3 separate regions of the Homo sapiens genome follow, and regions 2 and 3 are each linked to region 1. Evidence: read pairs that join two places in POLR2A ChIA-PET (ENCODE). Cell type or tissue: GM12878. All regions are shown on one strand. Each heading gives the region's core, and the rest is flanking DNA. Links, peaks and the distances in the headings are about the cores only.

The links. Peaks named below come from ENCODE experiments on the same cell type or tissue, not always from the same donor. Only the 100,000 strongest peaks of a DNase experiment are listed, where the experiment ranks them.
Region 2: POLR2A ChIA-PET joins it to region 1 with 19 read pairs; 8 of 35 experiments call an interaction of 5 or more read pairs at or near these places.
Region 3: POLR2A ChIA-PET joins it to region 1 with 25 read pairs; 8 of 35 experiments call an interaction of 5 or more read pairs at or near these places.

Annotation. Positions count from the first base shown.
Region 1 is chr7:128,938,190-128,944,323 of GRCh38, forward strand. It overlaps IRF5 (interferon regulatory factor 5), which reads left to right. Exons shown (of 9, transcript NM_001098629.3): 2 at 3,882-4,087. The coding sequence starts at 3,893. Among named protein-coding and RNA genes, the nearest start is that of IRF5, 3.3 kb to the left of the region's middle. RefSeq lists a silencer at 1-364 and enhancers at 28-611, 645-714, 2,205-2,434, 2,545-2,594. In GM12878, for the core only: a CTCF peak has its summit at 2,077 (motif pointing right); DNase peaks (open chromatin) are centred at 1,547, 1,946, 2,502, 3,079 and 1 weaker place; H3K4me3 peaks cover 4,116 bases; H3K27ac peaks cover 4,237 bases.
Region 2 is chr7:129,013,971-129,021,340 of GRCh38, forward strand. It overlaps TNPO3 (transportin 3), which reads right to left. Exons shown (of 23, transcript NM_012470.4): 2 at 3,987-4,187; 3 at 3,013-3,086; 4 at 1,009-1,165. Among named protein-coding and RNA genes, the nearest start is that of TNPO3, 37 kb to the right of the region's middle. In GM12878, for the core only: no CTCF peak of the experiment used is centred there; a DNase peak (open chromatin) is centred at 4,121; H3K27ac peaks cover 3,158 bases.
Region 3 is chr7:129,005,325-129,012,694 of GRCh38, forward strand. The region is part of intron 4 of TNPO3 (transportin 3); the gene reads right to left. Among named protein-coding and RNA genes, the nearest start is that of TNPO3, 46 kb to the right of the region's middle. In GM12878, for the core only: no CTCF peak of the experiment used is centred there; DNase peaks (open chromatin) are centred at 3,527 and 4,277; H3K4me3 peaks cover 1,001 bases; H3K27ac peaks cover 4,236 bases.

The sequences.
Region 1 (6,134 bases), core at 1-5,000:
TGAAGACTGGAGTAGGGCGGGGTCCGCGTCCAGCTGCGCCTGGAAAGCGAGCTCGGGTGGGTGCCTACAGCAGGGTGCGCCCGGCCGGCCTGGGACTTCCAAAGCGCCTCCCACGCCCCGATCGGTTTGGGGTGCTGGCGCCCGGGGAGCCCAGTGACCCAGGCGGCGGAGTGGGCAGCGCTGCGGGGGGCGCCGGCTCTGCTGCTCTCCCTCCCCCTCGCCATCGCCCAGAATGGGGGTTCCCGGGAGCCCCGCTGGAGGCTGGCTTGGACCACAGAGGAGCGAGGCCCGATCCTTACTTTCGATGCACTCGCCCTTGCTCTTACCGGGCCACCCTCACCCTTTCGGAAAAGAGGTTGAGGTTAAAGCGTTCATCCCCCGGGATCTTCAGGCCAATGGCAGGAACTGTGCAAGAGTTTGGGGGAAGATGGTGTCAGGTAGAGGCTGCGTCCCTGGGCTCGCGGCCGGGAATGGCAGACTCTCGTCCCCCGAGCAGCGGAAAAGGATGGGGCGCAATAGTTCCTGGGCTGGTTTCCTCAGGTCCTGTCCCAGAACTTAAGAAGGCAACAATGAAGAGGCTAAACGTGGAGGAAAAGTGAGGCTAGCATGGCCGGGATGCGTGGGGAGATGGTTGTCTCCGGACCCCGGGAGGGGCGGGAGCGGGTACCTGGGAGCAGAGGCTGGAGTGGGGGACTTTCCCAGCCTCGCGGCCACGCTGAACACAGCAGGGCGAGGACCGGGGTGCTGCTCCTCCAGCAGCAGGAGGAGAGGTCCAGAGGCCGACTCTGGAGGTGGGGGTGGCTCCGCGGGCTGGCCCAGGGGGTGTGCCCCAGCGGAGCACGCGGGAGGGGTGGGGGCGGAGGGGAGGGGGGAGCAGGGGCGGAGGACTGGGCTGGGCCTGGGCTCCTCGAGGGCCCAGAATGGGGATAAGTGACCAGAACCAGAGAGGGCTCGGCTGTATCGATGTAGGAAACTGTAGCCCCTCAGGAGGCCCTCTGGCAAGACCTCCCCTTCCTGCCCCCACCCCCAGTAGTTATGGGGCCTGGGGTGCTGGGGCTGAGGGGTTCCAAGAGTCAAGGGAAGCACTGGGAAATCACCCCTTTTTATCTAAAGGCCCTACTTTGGGGTTTTTCCCCTGTACCCTGGTCTTCCCCTACCCTGACCCTGGGAGGAAGCTGAAAGAAGCTTCTTTCTGGGCACCTTTTGCCCCAGAGCCTCAGCCTGTCTGGACCAGGTGGGCAGCAGGGCCCAGGGTGTGGGCAGCTGACCCGGAGGGGTGGGATTTGGGGGTCAGGGCCTGTACAGGGAACCCCTTGTCCTCTCCCTGAGCTGGGTGTGGGTTTGCAAGGAGACATGTGACCCAGACCAACCCTGGGAGCAGCAGGGCGCCTGCTGTCTGGCCACTCTTACTAGGACTGCTGTGGCACTTCCTCCCCTAGTGGGTCCCTGGTGCCCATGAATTGCAGCTCCTGGGTGGTGGTGGGGGCACTGTCTCCTGGGACTCCAGCATGGCCCTGGGGTGAGCTGTGGGCTTACCCCACCTCAGCAGGTCCTCTAGGGCTGCCCACTGGATGCTTCGCTGCCTCACACAATTGTAGGGACTTCCTCAGGCTGTTGGATTTCCCCACCTTCCGGGGCTCAGGTCCATTGACTTAGGTCTAGGGCTCCATACATTTCACCCAGAGACTCCGGAGCCTGGCAGGCAGACCTGTTCTGACACCGAACTTCCAAAGTCATGGGCCTTGATTGGGGTGGTCTGAATTAGACCTAGCCCTTTTCTGGGCAGAAGGGAGCTTCTAGGAGGATGGATGCTGTTCGGGTTAGAGCTCGTGTGGACCTAGCTGCAGGCAAAAGCCTTGAGGCTGAGTCCCTTCTGTGGCATGGTGGACAGACTCTCGCTCATCACAGCCGGGCTTGTCACGGGAGCTCCTCCTCCACACCCCTCCCTAAGCTGCCTGTATGGACGCGGCCCTCTGACACTGAGGTCGGAGTTATCATTTCAAAACCTTGCTCTGTATTAAACAGCCGTGTTGGGCAGGGCCAGACTGCTGGACTGACAGTAGGGGGCAGGCAGCCGGACCCTCTGAGCTCCCCAACGGCACCAGCGCCTGCACGGCCTCAGCCCAGGGGGTCATTAGGGAAGCTCTCCCCGATTCTGTGCAGACAGAGCTTCCTCTGTCCACCCTTGCTCGGCCAGAATTGTGTGCCGCTGGTGACTGGCACCCCTCTATTCTAGGGCCAAGGCCTCTCAGGGGTCTACAGATACAACTATGGGTGGGTGCACACCCATGTTATAAACCACACTAAATGCACAAAAACTGTCTGCAAGTTTGGGGTGCGGGGAACAGCTCTGGGTGGGAGGTTGGAAATTTGGTCTGGGGGACCCACTCGGCTCCCTCCCTCAGCCCACAGTGAGTCTGGTTTCTGAGTTGTCCCGGTCTAGCCACTTTCGTTTCCCCTGGGGCCGGGTGGAGGCTGGGGCAGAAAGCGGAACTGAGCCCGCGTGTTCTGAGGCCAGGGCAGGGCTGGAGCGTTCTGAACACCTCCCCGTCCCAGCCCCTGGGCCAGGCAAGGGCCGGCCTTACCTCTCCTGGGTTGGTGGCAGCAGAGCTGGGCTCTGAGGGAGGCCTGCAATGTGAGACAGTAGCAGCTCAGAGGCGGCACTAGGCAGGTGCAACCCCAAAAGGTACTGGGCAGGGAATTTCAGGGGAAACTGAGGCTCCATGCTGCAAGGCCAAAGCAGGCCCAGACACAGGGAGTTCAGCTCGAACGTTTGCTCCTTACTTGCTGACCGACACATTCACTTCTGATGGGCTGTGCTGTGTAATGACCCAGTCCTTTCTGTCTTCCACCCAGGGGTCTCAAGTGAAGGGCCAAGGGCATGGGTAAGGGGAGGAGAGGGACAGAAGGGGACTCAGGACTGTGGAGAGTTTCCGGTTCTGGGCTGGAGAGGGAGTTGGGCAGGTGAAGGGGAGGAGGCAGGGTCCCTCTGGCCTGACTCCAGGGAGGCAGTGAAGCTGTGGCCTGGGAGGCGGGGCTCGTGCCCCTGGGTAGGTAGCAGTTAGAGCTGTGGCTTCTGTTTCCTGTAGCCTTCCTAACAGGCTCCGGCAGGCGTTAGGGCCTTCCTAAGTGCTACCCGAATGCGTGTCCAGTGGGAGGAGAAGGGGGAGGACCAAGAACCTAGATGAATGGCCCTAGAGAGGTAACATCTGTTTGGTGCCTGCTGTCATTGGAGGTGGGTTGAGTTGGTTGATGGGATTTCTCTAAAGATATTGAGAAACTGCTTTCCTCTGAGGGCAGGTGTCCTTGGGAGCTCCAGATGAGATTCTTGTTGAGGGCATCTCCGGAGGGAACTCTCAGGGGATGGAGGGTGAGAAAACTTGGGCAGGGAAGAATCGAACTAGGGGTGTAGACTGAGCAGGAGGCTGTCTTCGGGCTGATCCCACAGAGCGCTCGCTGTCCCAGGTAGCCAGCTTGAGACAAGACAGCCGGGCTTTTGGTGTCAGGCAGTCACTGGCTGTGGGCTGCCCCCCAAGAGCAAGGGGTGGGCCTAACCTGTGGTGTGAGTAGTGGAAGGCGGTTCTCTGGCCAACGGGCTGCTTGCTGCTGTTAGCAGTTGGAGAATGGATGCCTCTGCCCGGTAAAGGGCACCTGGGGCCGCGCCCGCAGCATTCACTAACTCGTAACTCTCCTTCCCTTCCTCCAAACACAAAATTCCATGACACTAGACAAGAAAGCTGATGCTTGGAAAAGAGAATTGGCCTTAAATACCTAGATGGACTGGAGAGACCATCCTTTGTGGTCCATAGCTTGACCTCTGAGTACCCTGTCCCCATCCACCTGCAGACCTGCTGAGGCTCCCCTCTGGCTTTCTCCTGCAGACCCCTCTGCCATGAACCAGTCCATCCCAGTGGCTCCCACCCCACCCCGCCGCGTGCGGCTGAAGCCCTGGCTGGTGGCCCAGGTGAACAGCTGCCAGTACCCAGGGCTTCAATGGGTCAACGGGGAAAAGAAATTATTCTGCATCCCCTGGAGGCATGCCACAAGGCATGGTCCCAGCCAGGACGGAGATAACACCATCTTCAAGGTAAGCCCCGGGGAGGAGGTTGGCTGGACCTCCAGGGCACCCTGTCCCCAGAAGAGGAGCGCACATAACGCACACAGGCAGCTCCTCGAGGCTGGCCACCCGCCCAGCTACCATGCTGCTGCTGATGCCGGGCCCGGACTAAGGGGATGCAGACGTAGACACAGGGTACACCTTTTTCCTTTTTTTTTTTTTTTAAGACAGAGTCTCGCTCTGTAGCCCAGGCTGGAGTGCAGTGGCACGATCTCAGCTCACTGCAACCTCTGCCTCCTGGGTTCAAGCAATTCTCCTGCCTCAGCCTCCTGAGTAGCTGGGATTACAGGCATGAGCCACCACGCCTGGCCTAGGGCACATCTTTTCTAACCTGCACCCTAGAGCATCGTGGGGACTGAGGGTCCCCAGAAGGCCTTCCCATAACTCGTCCTACTCACCCTTTGCTCGTCTCACTCCTATTACTCATGAGGACTTGTTCAGTGCACGCATATGCTAAAGGAAGCCAACGATCATCATCTTTCTAAAAATTTTATTTTTAAATTAGTATATATTTATGGGGTACACAGTGGTGATTTGATAAGCACAGTGATCAGATCAGGTACTTAGCATATCCATAATCTCAAACATTTGTCATTTCTTTGTGTTGGGAACAAACTATTTTTAATATAAGATTCAGATACATCATCAATCTTTCAATTGTTTAAATTTTCTAATTTTTTTTAGAGACAGGGCCTCACACTGTTGACCAGATTCCAATTTTTTTTTTTTTTTTTTTTTTTTTTTTGAGACAGGGTCTCACTCTGTCACCCAGGCTGGAGTGCAGTGGCTTGATCTCAGCTCACTGCAGCCTCGACCTCCCAGGCTCAGGTGAGTCTCCCATCTCAACCTCCTTGAGTAGCTGGGATTACAGGTGCCTGCCACCACAACTGGCTAATTTTTTGTACTTTTAGTAGAGACTTTGCCATGTTGCCCAGGCTGGTCTTGAACTCCTGGACTCAAGCAATCCACCCACCTCAGCCTCCCAGAGTGCTGGGATTACAGGTGTGAGCCACCATGCCCGGCCCAATCTTTTTTTTTAATTGATGTACTACAACTGTACATATATACTCTTTTTTTTTTTTTTTGAGATGAGTTGTTGCTCTGTTGCCTAGTGTTGCACCATTGGTGAGCAGTGGTGCAGTCATAGCACAACCTCCAACTCAGCTCAAGTGATCCTCCAGTCTCAGCTTCCTGAGTAGCCGTGACTACAGGTGCATGCCACCATGCCCAGCTAATTTTTTTTTTTTTTTTTGAGATGGAGTCTTGCTTTTTCACCCTAGCTGGAGTGCAATGGCACAATCTCAGCTCACTGCAACCTCTGCCACCTGGGTTCAAGCAATTCTCCTGCCTCAGCCTCCCGAGTAGCTAGGATTACAGGCACCTGCCACCATGCCCGGCTAATTTTTTTTTTTTTTTTTTTTTTTTTTTTTTTTTTTGTATTTTTGGTAAAGACAGGGTTTCACCCTGTTGGCCAGGCTGGTCTTGAACTCCTGACCTCATGATCCACCTGCCTTGGCCTCCCAAAGTGCTGGGATTACAGGCGTGAGCCACCGTGCCCAGCCTAATTTTTTGATTTTGATATTTGTAAAGATGAGGTCTCACTTTGTTGCCCAGGCTGGTCTCAAGCTCATGGGCTCAAGTGATCCTCCCACCTCAGCCTCCTGAGTAGCTGGTATCACAGGCGCAAGCCACTGTGCTCTCTCCAATAATCTTAATGCTAGGATGTACCTCGCATAATAGTTTTTGCTTACATTTTAGTTTTTTTGCACATGTGTGTATATGGAATGCAAAATTGGAATCAAGTGAATATCTTGATTTATAGCCTGGATTTTTTTCACCCAATATCAGGATCAGCTTTCCTTTCCAACATACGTCCACATCACTTTTCGTGACTGTAGAATTTCCACTGGAATGGTTTAGCACAATTTGGTCACTGAGTCTTGGTTTTTAGATACTTGAGATTGCTTTTAAAACCTGAACTTAAAAACCACATTGTCATGTAGGCTGTCTTAATGCT
Region 2 (7,370 bases), core at 1,274-6,273, 77 kb after region 1:
GTAACGGGGAGGGGACGACCAAGAAAGGTTGATTAACGGGTACACAAATACAGCTGAATAGAAAGGATACGTTATAGTGTTACACAGCAAAACAGAGTGACTATAGTTAATAATTTATTGAGTACTTCAAAATAGCTGAAAGAGAAGATTTAGAATGTTCCCTACACAAAGAAATGATAAAGGTTTGAGGTGATGGATATCTCAATTTGATCATCACCTGATTTGATCTGATCATCACATATTACATACTTGGACAAAAATAATACATGTCACTGGGCACAGTGGCTCACGCCTGTAATCCCAGCACTTCGGGAGGCCAAGGCAGGTGGATCACTTGAGGTCAGGAGTTCGAGGCCAGCCTAGGCAACATGGAGAGACACCATCTCTACAAAAAATAAAAAATTTAGCTGGGCATGGTGGCGCACACCTGTAGTCCCAGCTACTCAGGAGGCTGAGGTGAGAGGATCACTTGAGCCCAGGAGGAGGAGGGTGCAGTAAGCTGAGATCATGCCACTGCACTACAGCCTAGGAGACAGAGACCCTGCTTCAAAAAATAAAAGTAATACATGTAACCCCATAAATATGTACAACTATCATGTATCAATTAGAAAAAAAAAGAAAGGATCCTTTCTTAGTAAAGTAGATTTATACACACTTCCCTTTGCATGATCCTTTATTAACAGCCAACAGTTTGGAGCATTAAGCAGTAGAAGAGCACAAGATAAATAATGAGATGGCCTTAGTTCCAATTCTGAATTAACAGTTGTGTAACTCTAAAGTCCATTTTTCATTCATAAAAGAGATAACGTCACCTTTAGAGGATTATACAGAAACTTAAAAAGCATAGTTTCTGAAAGTATGTTGTCATGGTAAGGTGTTACATAAATACCAAAGCATCATCATTAAATTTTGCAAAGAAAGCTATTTCACAATAATGCAATTGATTACAAAATAACCGCCATGGCTTTCTGCCTTTATGCAGCAACTTAGTATTTCAAACTTACTCACCAATAGAGATACTACTGTACTAGAGTAGAAGGCCAAATCTTCTATAATTTCTGTGCGCCGATTAGCTCCAATTCGTAAGGAACGACTATGTACTTCTTCAGGTAACACTGTAAGGATCTCCAGCAAAAAAGGCAAAGAAGTCACATCATTGCTGTATCTGCAAAAGAAAAAAGTGGAGATATGTTATTTATAGCCAGAAAATACACAATCACATAAGATAACAGCCATCAGAGTAACTCACAACAACAAAAGCAACATTCCCACCACTGTTAAGGGGGAGAAAAAAGATACAAACATAAATGTCCTCCATAATTAGTTAAGATTAAAAAAAGGACACAGTTATTCAATGAAACATAGCCATTATAATGAACATGATATCTATATGTCCTAACATGAAAAAAAGTCCATAATGTAGTAAGTGAAAAACATGTATGAAACATATTGAATATGGGTGAACAAATATATAGGTATATGTACATTAAAATATATATGCACTTATTTATTTTAAAATGCATAAAGGAAACTCTACATAGCCAATTGTTAATAGTGGTTGCTTATAAAATACAGGGTTAAGGGCCAGTTGTGGTGGCTCATGCTTATGATCCCAGCACTTTGGGAGGCCAAGGCAGGAGGATCACGAGTCCACAAGTTCGAGACCAGCCTGGGCATCACAGGGAGACCGTTTCTACATTCAAAATTTTTTAATCAGCCAGGCATGGTGGTATGCATCTGTAATCCCAGCTACTCGGGAGACTGAGGCAGAAGGATCTCATGAGCCCAAGAGTTGCAGGTTCCAGTGAACCATGATCACACCACTGCACTTCAGCCTGGGTGACAGAGTGAGACCCTGTTTCAAAAATAAAATATAAGGATAGGGAGAGAGGACGGGGTTCATTTTGCACTTTGAAGGTTTCCATACTGTTAGAATTTTTTCAAGGAGCATGTATCAATTTCCCCAATAAAAATTTTATTTAAAAAATAAGCTATCCACTCAGGAGGCTGAGGTGGGAGGATCACTTGAGCCCGGGAAGTCGAGGCTGAGGTTGTAGTGAGCCATGACTGTGCCACTGCACTCCAGCCTGGGTGAAACAGCAAGACTGTGTCTCCAAAAAAATAAAAATAATTTTTAAAAAAGTTATCCAAGCTGGATGAGGTGGCTCACGCCTGTAATCCCAGCACTTTGGGAGGCCGAGGTGGGCAGATCACTTGAGGTCAGGAGTTTGAGACCAGCCTGGCCAAACCCCGCCTCTACTGAAAATATAAAAATTAGCCAGGCGTAGTAGCACATGCCTGTAATCTCAGCCGCCTGGGAGGCTGAGACAGGAGAATCACCTGAACCCAGGAGGTGGAGGTTGCAGTGAGCCAAGATCGCACCGTTGAACTCCAGCCTGGGCAACAAGAGCGAGACTCCATCTCAAAATAAAATAAAATAAATAATAAGTTATCCGTAAAATGCTTTAATGACACACTATATTGGAGGTAAAAAGTAATTCTACTTTGTTCAAAAATAACTTCCCAACCAAATGCAAGCAAATATCAAGGTTATCTTGCCAGGACCCAGAAGGAATACTTGTTTCAAAGTAGCAAGCTCTGTGTGTCTAAAAAGAATATTGCCCCTCTGATAAACGTGAAACAAACTCCAATTAGTAAGAACACATATTCATAACAACCTCCCATTTAATATAATCTTAAATTCTATATTTTTACAAAATGGCTGTCATGCCAGTTAGTGAGAGTGATCCACAAGGCAATAAAAGACTTTGCTGCAATTAATTCAAGAAGTGTGTGTTACATAAATCACTAGTCTTTTACATCCCACACAATATATTTCAGTAGTATTTAAAATTTTAGATAAGTTTCATTTAATCTAACAAAGGTTAATAACATAATTCTATGTTAAGAGTTCAGGGAAATAGTCAAATATCTAGCTATTGCTAACAAATTTCTCTGTGTAGGTTAATGGCAATTCCAAATGCTAATATAGAGTCAATACAAATTACTTACTTTTCCACCAGTGTTTGCACACATCCCTTCCAGGAAGGCATCTGTAGGGCAAGATCTGCTATTGCTAAAGCCAGCTGAATAAGAGAGATTAAATAAATGAAGACAGATGAACAGAAATAGGGTCACAATAAATATTAATTGGGAAGCAAAGAAACATTTCTTCCAAACAATATGACAACTAAGACTAACCCCCTTCCCCCATTTCTCCCAACCTCCAATTCTATACATCTGATGTAAACTTTTTTGGGTTAGCTACAAATTGCTGAAATTTAAGAGTTAACCTTTAAAAACTAAAAAAAAAGAAAAGAAAAGAAGTCAGAAACAACAGACTATAGACATTCCTCAAAATATATCAATATTTACTTTTATTTGGCAATACCACAGAACTTCACAGACATATAAATTATACTATGCCAAAGGTCAAAGCTACTAATAAAGTCAGACCTTTGACTCAGTTCTCAAGTAATGGATTGCCATTTCCCTTCTCTTTGCATTTGTCATCTTGAAGACTTAAGAAAAGCCTCCTCTTTAAGGGCACTTCTATGCCAGGCAGAGAACACATGTGAGTACGTACTCACAGAAGTTTCCAGTTTTCCTATCTAATGTATTTCCCTGTCCAAGGGGGAAAGGACAGATGCTCTAGTTCAACGTTTCATTCATGAGACCTTTACTAAAGCCAATCAGCCCTGAAAGGATTTCTTAAAAGGCAACTACCTAAACCTCTGACCTAGCATGCCTGTGAAAACACATACTCACCTTATCCACTTCTGGTATCAAGTTAGTTTGAAACCAAATGAACTCCAAGATTAATACAAAAGATTAACAATTTCGTTTTCTATCCACTTACAAGAACATAGCAGTACATCTGTAATGAAGTTAACATTACCTCACATGGCCTAGCAATACGAATTAAAACAATCCTGATAAATCCAAATGGCCATACAAATTTCTCTAATGAGAAGCACAGGATTTACCTGCGTTACAATAACAGGTGACAAGTCTTTCAAGTTCTGGATATGGGTTAGCAATGAGTCCCGTAAAGAGGCATGAGAGTCTGTGGGGAGCTCATAAAATGAGGTCTGAATCTTCATTTTCATGGTCTGTGCAGCAAAATAGCATGACTCCACATCCTGCCGGATCTGTAACAACTGGTCTGAGATCTCCCATGCATGAACCTGAAAGCGTATTAGACAAAGATGTCTTAAAGAAGACTACTTTTCTAATTTTAATGACATAACCTCAATACTTATATAAACATATTTAGCCCAAAGTATAAAGAAAGAAAAATCTGACAAGCTAAATTACCCAGTAATTCAGCCAACAGTTCAATATACATTGTTATAGGCCCTGTTCAACAAAATAATTACCTAAAATCTGACTCATTCTAGGAAGGCATGAGAGCTATCAGTTAAATTAGTAGATACAATCTTGTTGATTTGAATGACTGTGTGGGTGTCAAGAGTATGAAGAAAAATGTCCCAAAAGTCTCCACTAAACTAAAATGTCACTGTATAATTTCCAATCCTAATCTATGGCTGCATGTTTCTTCTCTTTTCTTGCTTAAAATAAAGCTTTGTTCACTCTAAGAATTGAATCCAGAAGCTGTTTTAATATATCTATAAATATGAGAATATACTTCATATTGGTCTCAGTAGCCCTACATTTCAATTATTAGTTCCCGACAAAATAGCAGAAAAACTATGTTGGCTCAAGTAAATATTTCACATCCTTCAATTATTTTCTTTCTTTTTTTGGAGACAGAGTCTCACTCTGTCACCCAGGCTGGAGTGCAGTGGCACAATCTAGGCTCACTGCAACCTCTGCCTCCCAGGTTCAAGCAATTCTCCTGCCTCAGTCTTCTGATTAGCTAGGATAACAGGTGTGCACCACCACACCCAGCTAATATTTGTATTTTTAGTAGAGGCGAGGTTTCACCATGTTGGCCAGACTGATCTTGAACTCCTGACCTCAGGTGATCCCCCTGCCTCGGCCTCCCAAAATGCTGGGATTACAGGCATGAGCCACCGTGCCTGGCCCCTTCAATTATTTTCTGATGTATTACTACTTGGCAAAGTGCTACACATGTTACTGAAATCATTTTCAATGGAAAAATAAACTTATCTATAGACATAATAAAAAGAACCAAAGTATAAAATCTGCTCTCTAGTAGCCAGTCACAATTATAAAGGGGAGTCATATTTTGAAGACAACTTTGGAAACAATATCGTGCAGTAGATTGTAGACAACTAATTAATTAGATTAATTCTAATCCAATTCTACACTCAACAGCCTCTGGAAGAAGACTAACATGGACTGGCAATAATGGACTGAAAAAAATTTCAACCTCAATTTAGGAATAGTGTCTATTGTAAAGAGAAGGGGTCAATTTCTTATGAAGACAGAGCTCTTCACAAGTAATACATAATCCTTGTGTATCCTTCAAGATCTTTCCAAAGATTGATACGAAGCAAGTTAAGATATAGAAACAGGTAGAATAAATGGCTTGTACAAGTTCCTAAAGTAAATGGAAAATAAAGACCCTGAATTTCCTAATTACAGATTTACTGACATAAAACTTAGCTTTAGGCTGGGCGTGTGGCTCATACCTATAATCCCAGCACTTTGGGAGGCCAAAGCAGGAGGATTGTTTGAGCCCAGAAGTTTGACACTGGCCTGGGCAACATGGCAAGACCCCCGTGCCTCTACAAAAAAATTTAAAAATTAGCTGGGGCCCAGCACAGTCACTCACACCTGTAATCTCAGCACTTTGGGAGACAGAGGCGGGCAGATCACCTAAGGTCAGGAGTTCAAGACCAGCCTGGCCAACATGGTGAAACCCGGTCTGTACTAAAAATACAAAAAAATTAGGCGGGTGTAGTGGCACTCACCTGCAATCCTAGCTACTTGGGAGGCTGAGACAGGAAAATAGCTTGAACTCAGGAGGCAGAGGTTGCAGTGAGCCGAGATTACACCACCACACTCCAGCCTGGGTGAGAGTGAGACCCTAAAAAAACTTAAAAAATAAAAAATAAAAAATTAGCTGGGCATGGTGGCATGCACCTGTGATCCCAGCTACTTGGGATGCTGAGGCGAGAGGATCACTTGAGCCCAAGCAACAGAGTAAGACCCTGTTTTTAAAAAAACCACCCCTCCCGCCCCCCACCAAAAAACCCCAACCTTAGCTTTCAATGAAATAAGGGGTGCAAAGTAAGCATGAGGTGTTAACTTCTTTACAGATATAGTATATTTTACTAATTTTTGTACTTTTTAGTCCAAACATCGTGTCTTAAATGTATTCAACAAATGTTTAATTAATTAATGTAGTACTAATAGCACCAATTTTCCTTTCTCAAGTAAAAAAATCTTCCAAAGATTTTAGCCATTGATTAACCAGTAACCCAAGCACACCTATGATTTAATAGACCATCAGAATATCTTTACTTTGCTCATGTTAATATCTTTTTATTTTATTTTTTGAGACAGGGTCTCGCTCTGTCACCCAGGCTGGAGTGCAATGGCACGATCTCAGCTCATTGCAGCCTCAACCTCCTGAGCTCAAGAGATCCTCCTGCCTCAGCCCCCTAGTAGTTGGAACTACAGGTGTCTGCTACCACACCCGGCTAATTTTTGTATTTTTTTGTAGAGATGGGGTTTCGCCATGTTGCCCAGGCTGGTCTTGAACTCCTAAACTCAAGTGATCCTCCTGCCTTGGCCTCCCAAAGTGCTGGGATTCCAGGCGTGAGCTACCATGCCTAGCTGATATATTTTTAAATAGCAAAAAGATTCTATGAAGCTTTATACAATCTCCACAAATCCCTCAAAAAAAACAGAGCATTAGATAGCAACAAAACTAGGTGTTGTCTAGTTATCTCCAAGGGTATCTACAAGAACCCCAAAATATAAGTGGAAGGAGACAAACCAGTGACATCTGTAAGACCTGTGTGGTTTTAGTCTCAGTAAATGTGGAAGCAGAGGCAAACAACAGGGTGTCTACTGGACCTAAGAACAGAGAAACACCAAGAACCAACAGAGATTCACTGGAAAGTACAAGGAGCCAATCTGAGGATGGCAGTTGAAAATGGAGGAGGTTTGGCCGGGCGCGGTGGCTCACGCCTGTAATCCCAGCACTTTGGGAGGCTAAGGCAGGCAGATCACCTGAAGTCAGGAGTTCAAGACCAGTCGGGCCAATATGGTGAAACCCCGTCTCTACTAAAATACAAAAATTAGCTGGGCATGTTGGCGGGTGCCTGTAATCCCAGCTACTCGGGAGGCTGAGACGGCAGAATCACTTGAACCCGGGAGACGGTGGTTGCAGTGAGCCGAGATCGCACCACTGCACTCCAGCCTGGGTGGCTGAG
Region 3 (7,370 bases), core at 1,332-6,331, 68 kb after region 1:
GAGAGAGGGTCTTGCTACATTGCCCAGGCAGGACTACAGGCATGTGCCACTGCATCCAGCTAGGCACCACTGTTCTAAATACAACTTATCTACTTAATCCCCGAAATGGTTTCGTTCTGTGTCCCCACCCAAATTTCATGTCAAATTGTAATCCCCAGTGTTAGAGGAGGGTTCTGGTGGGAGGTGACTGAATCATGGGAATGAACATCCCCCTTGCTGTTCTTGTGATAGAGTTCTCACGAGATCTGGTTGTTTCAAAGTGTGTAGCACCACCCCCCTCCTTCTCTCTCCTGCCGGCCGTGTGAACATGTGTCTGCTTCCCCTTCACCTTCCCCCATGATTGTTAAGTTTCCTGAGGCCTCCCTAGAAGCAGAAGCCTGTACAGCCCACAGAACCATAAGCTGATTAAACCTCTTTTCTTTATAAATTACCCAGTTTCAGGTATTTCTTTTCTTTTCTTTTTTTTTTTTTTTTTGAGATGGAGTATTGCTCTGTTGCCCAGGCTGGAGTGCAGTGCCACAATCTCGGCTCGCTGCAACCTCCACCTCCCTGGTTCAAGCAATTCCCCTGCCTCAGCCTCCCAAGTGGCTGGGATTACAGATGCACATCACCATACCCAGCTAATTTTTTTGTATTTTTAGTAGACACGGGTTTCACCATGTTGGCCAGACTGGTCTCAAACTCCTGACCTCAGGCAATCCGCCCACCTTGGCCTCCCAAGGTGCTGGGATTACAGGCATGAGCCACTGAGCCCAGCCTCAAGTATTTCTTTATAGCAGCATGAGACTGGACTAACACAATCCCCAAATACAACTTTATAGGTAGCTGCTATTATTGTCTCTACTTTCTCAATGGGAAAACTGAAGTAGAGAGAGGTTACAGACTTACCCAAGTTGTTTCAGAAATAACTTACTAATTTCTTAGTTCCCACTTCTGCATTATCCAAAAAATTATTTTACAAGTAATTTACTTACTTATATACCTGGTTGATACAGAATAGATAATAAGCTAGAGTAAGCTAGGCATACCACTGTATATTTCCACAAGAAAAGCTAATGTTTCAGCTTTGGCAATAGAATAATAAACATGTCATCCCACAGAAAGTGATACTACTATAAATACTATAAAAGAGATAAAACAGAATTAGACTAAAACTCAATGTTTCTCCTTGTAGTCTGTTTTTGTGATATATATTTTTTCCAAAGTAAAATGTAATGCATCTTTTTCTAGGCAAAGAATGTTTTAAAAAAAGCTCTTGCAAGCAATGAGTTAGAAATATAATTTCCATGGGGTTCAGGAGGCATGAGAGTGGGGGTGAAATCCCATAATGTATTATTAAATAAGATCTAAATAGTGATATTTGTGGTTACAATGCAGATATAAACTACACAGGAAAATTTCCCAAGTTCAAAGCTTCATCTACTACATAAACCTACATTGAAGATGACTGTCTTTATTATTGTGCTCCAAAGAATGCTAGGTTGCTAAGATGAAGAGAAGTGAGGGGTTAATGAATGACTGTATACCAGCTCATTCCCACAGAAGGCTATTTAAGATATTCGGGTCTGGAAGCTACCTTTAAAACAAAGCAAAACAAAACAAAAAACCACCTTTCCTTCTCAGAAGACAGAAGAAAGGAAGTCCAAGTATATTAATATACTTGACTCTTTCTATTTCTTCTCTCTCTTCCAGGCCATTACATTTCAGGGGGAGGAAGAAAAGTACATGAAAAATAAGCTGACCAGTCATTGCAACATTTACTGAGCCCTTTCTGTGCACCAGGCACTGTTTTAAGAGCTTTATATGTATTAAATCATTTAATCCCCACAATATGAAACAGATACTATTATCCCCATTATACTGATGAGAAAACTGAGGCAGACAGTCAAGTAACTCGCCCAATATGGCACAGGTAGGAAACAGCATAGCCAGGACTTAAACTTAAGAAGTCTGGCTTCAAAGTCTATGATCTTAACCATTACACGATAGCTACCTCCCAAACTTGCTTACATACATAGAACAAAGATATGATTAATATCAAGGACTTCCTATATTTCAAAAGCCTGTAAAGTTAGGCAGACTGCAACAATAATCTATCTTACTAATATTATACATTATTATCAGTGTAACTAGCTATATACTAATTTACCTGGATAATGATTCGTGTATTACCAAAGAAAGCCATGAAATATTAACAGCATGGGGAAACAGAATCATCTATCACACATGAACCAACTATTTTACTAGTTTTAAGCATGTCAGCTTGAAGTATACATCATTTGTAATGAATAACATCAGAACTTGATTGCTAACTAAATGCAGACTCACTTCCGCTCATTTTCATTTATTGTGCATATTGCATTATATATGCTTGTTGGAAAAAGGTGGAGTTGCAGCTAACTTGCAGAGAAATTAACCACGTAACTATGAGTATACACATAAGTTTATGTCTAGGATATAGACTTCTGAGACATCTGTCACTATCTAAAGCCACAAGAGGCACAGAGTAAATATCCAAGTATTTATAGAAGGAAGAATGGCAGGGGCCGGGTGTGGTGGCTCACGGCTGTAATCCCAGCACTTTGAGAGGCTGAGGTGGGTGGATCACAAGGTCAGGAGTTTGAGACCAGCCTAACCAACATGGTGAAACCCCGTCTCTACTAAAAATACAAAAATTAGCCAGGTGTGGTGGCACGCACCTGTAATCCCAGCTACTCAGGAGGCTGGGGCAGGAGAACTGCTTGAATCTGGGATGCAGAGGTTGCAGTGAGCTGAGATTGCGCCATGGTACTCCAGCCTGGGCGACAGAGCAAGACTCTGTCTAAAAAAAAAAGAAGGAAGAATGGCAGGAAAGGAAAGAACTAAGAGCCCTTGCTTTAGAGGGGAAAGTATTTGTAAAAAGTCATCAGAGCCTGCGTGCAGTGGCTCACACCTGTAATCCCAGCACTTTGGGAGGCTGAGGTGGGAGGATCGCTTGAGCCCAGGAGTTCTAGACTAATCTGAGCAACAAAGTTAAGACCCTGTCTCTACAAAAAAATTAAAAAATAAAACAACACTTTAAAAGTCACCAGAAAACACACTAGATGAGATAAGAAAATGTCACAAATATGGTTCTGGCCCCATTAAGTTCTTCTAGATATTTTTTACTCAAGACTTTCTTTGTTCCCCTGAAACTCAGAAAGAAAATATTCAGGGATGCCAGGCACTAAAATGGCCAGAATTTTTAGAAAAGACTATGACACTAATATATGCAATATATTTAAATATGTAATACGTAAACTAATAAATGCACAGGAGCACTTAATTTAATACGGTTCAAGGCTGAAAGTAGCAAAATGAACGGAGTAACTAAGTTCCCTTAACATGAACTGGAGCCACTGAGAGATTTCTCTTTAAGAGCTGATACTCATTCTCTCTCCCCCTCAACCTGTCTCAAACTCTCAATTGAATCTTTGATGCTGTTGATATAAACTCATTACATAATCACTTGGCCTTTAGACTTCCTGAATGATATTTCAATTTTAATAAGACATGATGTGTACAAGTGGAAGGATTTGCTTGTACATTCTAACTATTGACTCAAACTGAAAGACCAAATTCTGAAAAAAACCTGTTTCTAAAACTAATCTCTTTGAAAAGATGAAATTCTGCAAATTAAATCAAACATACATTCTAAAACATCAGAACTAACAGTTATCTTCTGTTCCTCTTTGAGAGCTATGCTATGTTAAAAATCTGCCTCTTAAAGTCCTCAAAAGCTTCAAGATAAATGCCACAGAGTCCAGAAGAGCTCACCAGTAAAAAGATAGCAGGGATAAATAAGAATTGAGATCTTAGATTAACAAAATAGAAAGTGAAGAGACAAAAATGTTAGAAGCACAGGTTCAGTTTAGCTATGAGAGCAAGCAGAAACACGTTTAAAACTTCAAAAAGTTCAACACCATGTTTAGGAATGGGTCCATTAGGACAGACCACAAAAGTATAATACTAACAAGAAATAGGACAGAATGTAATCATTAAAGGAGAGTGTGCAGGAAACTAAATGAGAAAAGGTCTTAAGAGGGGTTTGGAACCTGGCATTACAGCCACATGCCTATTTTTTTCTTGGCCATTTTGGACTAATTTCATCCCCTGGGTTCTATAACATGACAAGCTACATGACAAAATTAGAGACATTTTTAAGCACCACAGGAAATATATTTTTCAGACTGCATCACAGTTCCTCAAAATATCACCTGTGATTGATTGTCATGATGTGCTAAGTCAGGCACGTGCCTTGAATGCCCAAGTGGCTGCTGTAGTTGACTGCTGTGGCAGTAACCATGACACAAAATACATGTGGATGGGATTATTTTAAATTCACAAGTGCTTACAAAAAGAAAATGACAAATTCAAGTCCATTAACTCTCACCTCAGGCCACAGTCTGAGCACCACAGCTTTCACGCCCAGTCTAAAAGCAGCTCTTACTTTTTGTAGCTACAAAGTTAGTACTGCTGAAACTCGTATACCAAACTTAGTTGTGTGACTTGCTGAATTACAAACAACAGGTGAATTTACAGTCCCTCCACACTTCTCATGTGAAAGTTAGGAAACTGACTGGTAAAGAATGGGATTCTGAAACTTGGAAAGGAGACACCTGGTTGGACCTAAATGAACATGAGTCCATCATACTTCAAAAAGACAAAGCCAGAAAAAAAAAAATTCAAGGCAGCTTTAAAATAAATCCTCATTTTGAAAAGAATTAAGATTTATCCTACCTTTCTAGTAGGAGCTCATAAGAATGCCAACTTATATGTACAAGAAATAACAGAAATAGTCAAATATCATTTTGCAACCCATGATGAAATTATTATTATTTTTAGAGACAGTCTTGTTCTGTTGCCCAGACTGGAGTGCACTGGCACAATCGTGGCTCACTGCCACCTTGAACTCCTGGGGTCAAGTGATCCTTCCTGCCTCAGCCTCTTGAGTAGCTGGGACTACAGGTGCATGCCAACATGCTTGGTTAATGTATTATTTTTTTTTTGAGACAGGCTCTTGCTATGTTGCCCAGGCTGGTCTTGAATGCCTGACATCAAGCAACCGTCCCACCTCAGCCTTCCAACGTGCTGGAATTATAAGCATAAACCACATTGCCTGGCCCATAATGAAATTATTGATTAAGGTAGGGATTATCTACTGGAATGTAAAACAATTAGGCTAAAGTCTGATAGGGAATTGAACATTCATAAACTAACAAGCTACCATCACACAAACTACATTATATTACAAAGGAGGAAAGTGAACTTTAAAAATGGAAGGAACAGACTTTCATCTTAATCCAGTGGTCAACCCTAGCATCACTAATAGAAGGTCAACTGAACGCTGTATATATACTAAGACATAGCATCAAGTACCTATGATATATTCTAGCCCAAAATATTTAACTTTAAAAAACTAATCCTCTAAGCCTCTCAGTTTTTCTCAATCAGGATTCTAGGAAAGAATTATATCCTATAGGTTGGGTGTGGTGGTTCACGTTTGTAATCTCATCATTAAGGGAGGCCAAGGAGAGAGGATCACTTGAGACCAGGTTTGAGACCATAGAGAAGCTCTATATCTACAAAAAAAAAAAATTGTATAGAATTAAGCCCTTCAGAAAATTATCTGAGTGCCCATCTTCTTAATTATCCTAAGGGCGGTATATAGCTAGAACCATTATTAATGTAGAGGAAAGAATTCATTACATATAACGAATAGCTTTAGGCTTAATTCTCTTGAGGAACCCCTACTGAGAAGGGCTGTTTTAGATACAACTTCCAATTAGAGGAAATACAGAGAAAAGAAAAACATGCTAAAGGAAACGAAGGAGAGGCAATCAGAAAATCATAAAGGTAAGATAATTCTATAAAATGACTGGTACAATCTCTTCAACAAGTCATGTTATTTTAAACAAGGAACAGAATGTGGGACTGTGACTAAGAACCTGATACAAGGCATAGTTACAGATTGGATATTCTTTGTAAAAAGTATCTTTTTTTGTTTTTTCTTTTTGTTGAGATGGAGTCTCACTCTGTCGCTCAGGCTGGAGTGCAGTGGTGCCATCTCGGCCCACTGCAACCTCTGCCTCCCGGGTTCAAGCAATTCTCCTGCCTTGGCCTCCCGAGTAGCTGGGACTACAGCTGCATGCCACCACGCCCAGCTAATTTTTGTGTTTTTAGTAGAGACGGGGTTTCACCATGTTGGCCAGGATGGTCTCGAGCTCCTGACCTTGTGATCTGCCAGCCTTGGCCTCCCAAAGTGCTGGGATTACAGGCATGAGCCACCACGCCCAGCCTGTAAAGAATATCTTAGGACCAACTGGTGAAATGTGAATATGGTCTGGGTTTATCAGATGATATGAAAACTTACTAACTTGAAAAGGTAAGCAGATGACTGAAAAAGCAAGATGCAGAAGAATAAGTAAAGTATAACTTCATTTGGGCTTAAAAAATCTGTATATATATCCATAAATATGTTCATAGAGGATATGTATTAAAGGGTTAACTGTATGATCTCCAGATGGTTTGAGTGAAATTTGCTGTACATATTTTCTAATTTTCCATAAAACTATTTCTTTAAAATAAATGGCTAAGTGAAAAACATATATTTAACTTAAAAGAATTATTTTTCAATGAATTTCTTTTTTCTTTTTCTTTCTTTTTTTTTTTTTTTTTTTTGAGATGGAGTCTCCCTCTGTTGCCCAGACTGGAGTGCAGTGGTGCAATCTTGGCTCACTGCAACCTCCGCCTCCCAGGTTCAAGAGATTCTCCTGCCTCAGCCTCCCGACTAGCTGGGACTACAGGAGTGCACCACCATACCTGGCTAATTTTTGTATTTTTAGTACAGACAGGGTTTCACTATGTTGGCCAGGCTGGTCTCAAACTCCTGACCTCAAGTAATCCACCCGCCTCAGCCTCCCAAAGTGCTGGGATTACAGGGGTGAGCCACTGCACCCAGCCCTCCAATGAATTTCTAATACAAAACTGAACACAATTTTTAATAGAATTTTAATTTTTTTTCAAACTAAAAGATCTATGAACTTGCTATACTGAAACACATCTCTGAAAAATAATTTACTACAGGTTAAGTATCCCTAATCCAAAACTCCAAAATGCTCCAAAATCCAAAACTTTTTGAGTGCCAACATAACGCTCAAAGGGAATGCTCACTGGAGCATTTCAGATTAGGAATGCTGAACCACAAAGTATAATGCAAATATTCCAAAATTTTAAAAACTCAGAAATCCTAAATACTACTTTTTTTACCCTACCCTAAACCCTTCTGGTCCCAAGCCTTTCAGTAAGGGATATTCAACCTGTATCCACATTATTGAGAAAATTAAGCTGGA